2 separate regions of the Homo sapiens genome follow, and region 1 is linked to region 2. The links are chromatin loops, found by intact Hi-C in ENCODE. Cell type or tissue: endothelial cell of umbilical vein. All regions are shown on one strand.

Region 1 (2,500 bases), 750 kb before region 2:
GATAAGCCTCATTCCCTGAATTCATCAATCTACCCCAGTCACACACTCCCCAGGAGTGCTGGCTCTATCAGAAGGAAGCACCCAAGTGGCAGGAAGGCTGAGGAATTTCTCAGGAAGATGACAAAAGCTCCACTGTCATGAATGCAAGGTGCTGAACAGATCTCCAGGAGGAAATGTGTATACAAGCACTGCAGCTAACACAAGCACACTATTCGGCATCACTATGGAAAAGTGATCCCCTAAAAAGGAAGTCCCATGCCAGCCCTCTGTGCCCAGGACAAGTGTCTGCAGGACAGGGCTGGGGACCATCCATGAAGTCCCCTTTCACATCCTTCCCTTTCAGGTTCCTCCAAGTGCATGGCAGGCACCTGAAAGTGAGGACCTCCTTAAATTCTGTACCCGGGGCACCCCATTTGCCTGCATCTCTAAAGCAATCCTGGGAGTTGTTCTCTTTTCCCTCCCAGATTTTTAAAGTTATTTATAAATCCCAAAGTGACTGTGGGGAATAAGGATAAAATAATACAATGCCCATTGCCTTTGTGTGTGGACAGATGACTTGGAGGCCCCAGAGGAAAATATATGAACTCTAAGTATTCACTGCTTATTTCTCTCTTTTGTCAATAAATGAAAAGTGTCATATCTTCATACTTACAGTTCTTTTTCTTTAAACATATTTATATGTATATATCTCAAATGCCAGCAACGCAAAGAGAATTACTTATAGGAGGGTGAAGACATCATATATTTTATCAACAGTATATTGATCATTGATGCTATTGTTGCTACCTTTAGAAAGAATACAGTCATGGTACTTTAGAAAAAAAATGTTCTAAAGCTAATTTTTGAAAAACTTCATTATTTAATGATTTTGACAGAAGACCCATGACTGGTCTGAATTTTAAATAGCAAGAATTTTTAACAATGGTTGTTTTAAAGTGACACTAGATGGCGCTAACAGATCATTAATACTGTGTAAGCCCTAAACAAATATAAAACCATAAGGGTTTTGTCACTTTAAGTCGATTTATATATCAAATCCAAAGTACATGAATAAAACACTCTAGTAAATGTCATCTTTACACCAAAAAGAAACTGTTAATCATGAAAAACATAAACAGCATATTAATCAAAACCGCACATTCATTGTTATAAAGAAATTCACAACATGGATTAAAATTTTAACATTTCCTTGGGCATCTGACTCACTAATGACATGGTTGTAGTATTATCCAGAATTCTGACCAGTGAGGGCCACACCATGCCTCCTTTGTTGAGTGAGCAGGATATAGTTCTGTGGTCTCTCCCAACTCTAAGGGTTGCTCAGTGAATTAGGAGGGTTCTGCAATTAAAGAATTGCTAAATAATGTTGATGTTGGTGGGAGAACTTTGGTAAATAGTTGTAAGATCAGGTGGGAAGTGGAGTTTAATTTTTAAACATTGGTTGTTTAGAAGCCATATAAAAGAGCTCCCTACACCTGCCATGTAGTTAATTGTTTACTTTCTGAAAGTCAAGGGCTCACCGGGATGAACTGTTTTATTGTGATACTTCAAATAAAATAGACATGTGATTTCCTTTCTTGGAGAACCAGTTGTGTAAAAATAATGGAGCTCAAGATAATGCACAGAAACCACAACCTGACTTAAACATAGGTATGTTCATCTTATCACACAGATACAATCCTTCATGTAGTGAGTGACAAGAGAAAACAGGGGTAAAAAGAAAAGTGAAAAAGACTCCTTATACTTTAAAAGGAGATTTGAAGAATAAATAATGTTTTAAGTCAGATTTGGGGGGAACTCAGCAAATTTTAAACTATGAAGTTATTCTCTGTAGCAACAGATGATATATATCAATGGTCAAATATTCAGTTAATTCTAATAGAATACCTTGAGTGTTTTTTCTTTTGTCTTTGTCTTTTAAATCTGGAATATAGCAAGGCATTCTTAGGTTTAAAAAGAGAATAATTTTTAGGTTTGAAAAGGGAATAAGTTAGAAAATAGTTCCCATTTTTATATATAATCTAGTTTCAGTGTTTTTATTTCCCTCTGTTAGTTCACCTATCTTCAATATTACCCTCAGTCTTCCATCTGGATTCAGCCGACTGTCTTTTCCCCCAGATGTGAGCATTTCACCTGGCCCCGGAACATCTCTGACATGCTTCCACAACATGCACAGGAGGCCCCTGGGCAGGTGGGGAAAGACCGGAGTCTTCAAAGCCTATGTTAGAATGCCGGCACTCCACAAGACTGTGACCCTCAGGCCAAAGTGAGAACATGGCCATTTCTTTAGGGTCTGTGCTCCAGGTTCTTTAGCAATAAGTTATGGTTTTGGATTTCTATTTAACCAACAGGCTATTTTTATTTTCTCACCCAAATAAACCCAGCGAGGGCAAAAACACAAACAAGGACAACCAAGTCAAAAATGAACCCCCACTTATCTCACGAAGACAAGGAGTAGATTGGGGGTTACCAGACGGCAGGAAGTGTGGGGACATGGGGG
Region 2 (2,500 bases):
ACCCTCCAAACGAGGCTGTGGAGGAGGTGTTAGATCAGTAATATGTGAGCGCCGTGAAACATCCAAAGGTATGACCCCTGCAAGCCCCCAGTGCGCATCCTCAGAGGTAACCCCCATGATGGTTTTTTGAGTGAAAGCTAGAAAGCTTTCATTAAGCTTTCTAGATCATGCACTGGTAATCACAAACTGTCAAGAACACTTGCAGCTTTCTCCAACTGTGAAAATGCCAGCAGGCCCCCAGACAAGAGCCTGTAAGAAACCTGGCCAGGCCTCAAAGACAGACTGTAACTGTCATTGCCCCACTGTTAGTGCTAATTCCGTGGCCAGTACCACCAGTGGCTTACACAGCAGATAGAACTTTAAGAAGCACGGCACAAAAGCTGTTTGTGCCTGGATAGTGCCATTGTGCTACATTATTGCTACAATCAGAGGATCAGTGATGCCACTACAGCAGTTCCAAGAAATTTTGCTTAGTAACATGGGCTGAGAAGTGAAAAAAACATCACTACCAAGTACCTTTCTCACATTGTTTTCTTCAGATATAAAATTTCTGGTAATTTTAAAGGGGGGGGAAAAACACCTTCAAAGGATTTCCCCTTTATTCACCTTTATCTAGTAACAATGTCAGATCAGTTTCTTTTCAACCAGTCTTCCATTGTAATTACATAAACAGGCAATAGATTAATCCTGAACTAATTTGCAGAGGTTTTGTTTTGTTTTTGAGACAGAGTTTCGCTGTGTCACCCAGGCTGCAGTGCAGTGGCACTATCTCTGTTCACTGCAACCTCCGCCTCCTGGGTTCAAGCGATTCTCATGCCTCAGCCTCCGGAGTAGCTGGGATTACAGATGCCCACCATCGCACCCGGCTAATTTTTGTATTTTTAGTAGAGACAGAGTTTCTCCATGTTAGCCAGGCTGGTCACGAACTCCTGACCTCAGGTGATCCGCCCACCTCGGCCTCCCAAAGTACTGGGATTACAGGTGTGAGCCACCGTGCCTGACCAATTTGCAGAGGTTTTTAAAGAGCACTTTGGATTTTATTAGAATTAGCATGTCCAGTTTAGGATTTACAAAAACAAGTCGATTATACTTTCTTTCAGAAGTATTTTTTTTAAAGACTAACTAAATGCTGCAGAAAATTATTAGTAGAATGCAGGCTTCTTTAATTCTGCTCTTATTTCAGTAAGTCTTTTTAAGTGGGTTGTTGTGTTCTAATTATTATTGAAAGCTGTTTTTAAATGTGCTGGCTCCACGGGCAGGAAGGCACGGACGAGCTGGTGAGTTTCTGCCACCTACTGACAAGTGATGGTAACAGCACATGCTTCTTTTTTAAGCATCCGGGGACCTTTTTTGCTGTCAGCTTACCCACGCAACGTTTATAAGTCAGGTGAAAGTAGAAGCGTTCATTTAAGACTCTCAACTTACTGGGTTTTTTGCTTTGTTTTGTTTTTTGAGTCGAGGGTCTCGCTCTGTCACACAGGCTGGAGTTCAGTGGCTCACGGCCGCCTGAAACTCCTAACCTCAAGCAATCCTCCTGCCTCAACCTCCTGAGTAACTGGGACCACGGGCGCACGCCACCATGACTGGCTAATTTTTAAATTTTTCGTAGAGATAGGGTCTCACTGTGTTGCCCAGGTTGGTCTCAAACTCCTGGGCTCAAGTGATCCTACTGCCTTGGCCTCCCAGAGCACAGGATCACAGGTGTGAGCCACCATGCCTGGCCAAGAGTCTCCAGCGTACTAACAGGGCTATTTGTAGAAGGCAAAACACATTGTGTGATACCATCCACAGCATCTTTATATGGGTAAAATCACGTTTAAATAAATATAAAAGCAACCCAGAGCACAAAGGTTATAAATAGCAACTCAAGGAGGCTGAAGTACCAAGGGACCCATTTGTCATATGGATGTCTTTGTGTGGGAACAGCCTAGGACTAACAGCTGTTTCTGGACCAGCTCATCAAAATTATTTCCTCGGAGTGCCTCTAAAAAATTACTGGGTAAACAGGGAGGAATTGTTCGTGTCTTCTTCAATCTCTATTTAAACACTTTGAAAGTAGTAACTTCTTTTTTTAAAACATTGAGAAATATAACAAAAAAAAAATAAAGTCATATATAATCATTCCACCCAGTGCTAAGTTTTGTTAAAATTATTAAAATATCCAACCAACTTTTCTGTGTATACACACTCCCTGCCAAGGTATGTGATCTTTTTTACATCTTTTTTCTGTATTACAAAATAAGTATATCATCTTTTTATAAATCAAATAAAAATTACCACTTATTGACAAAAATTTAATTTTCTCCTTAATTCTACCCTACCAGAGATAATTATTTTTAACAGTTTGGTATGGTTTTCTAGACTTTTTTCCCTGGGGATCCATTTATATATGGCTGAGGTTATACTCTATGTAAGGTTTTGTGTCCTTCCTTTTTTTTTTTTTTTTTTTTTTGAGACGGAGTTTCACTGTTGCCAGGCTAAAGTGCAGTGGCATGATCTC

The links. Peaks named below come from ENCODE experiments on the same cell type or tissue, not always from the same donor. Only the 100,000 strongest peaks of a DNase experiment are listed, where the experiment ranks them.
Region 1: a loop joins it to region 2, with 5 times the contacts of the local background. A loop is called at or near these places in 9 of 110 quality-filtered maps.

Annotation. Positions count from the first base shown.
Region 1 is chr6:25,601,022-25,603,521 of GRCh38, reverse strand. The region is part of intron 33 of CARMIL1 (capping protein regulator and myosin 1 linker 1); the gene reads right to left. Among named protein-coding and RNA genes, the nearest start is that of SCGN, 50 kb to the left of the region's middle. In endothelial cell of umbilical vein, a CTCF peak has its summit at 949 (motif pointing right); a DNase peak (open chromatin) is centred at 971; H3K27me3 peaks cover 163 bases.
Region 2 is chr6:24,854,976-24,857,475 of GRCh38, reverse strand. All of the region lies in intron 8 of RIPOR2 (RHO family interacting cell polarization regulator 2), which reads left to right. Among named protein-coding and RNA genes, the nearest start is that of ARMH2, 57 kb to the right of the region's middle. RefSeq lists an enhancer at 1,181-1,475. In endothelial cell of umbilical vein, a CTCF peak has its summit at 1,294 (motif pointing left); a DNase peak (open chromatin) is centred at 1,295.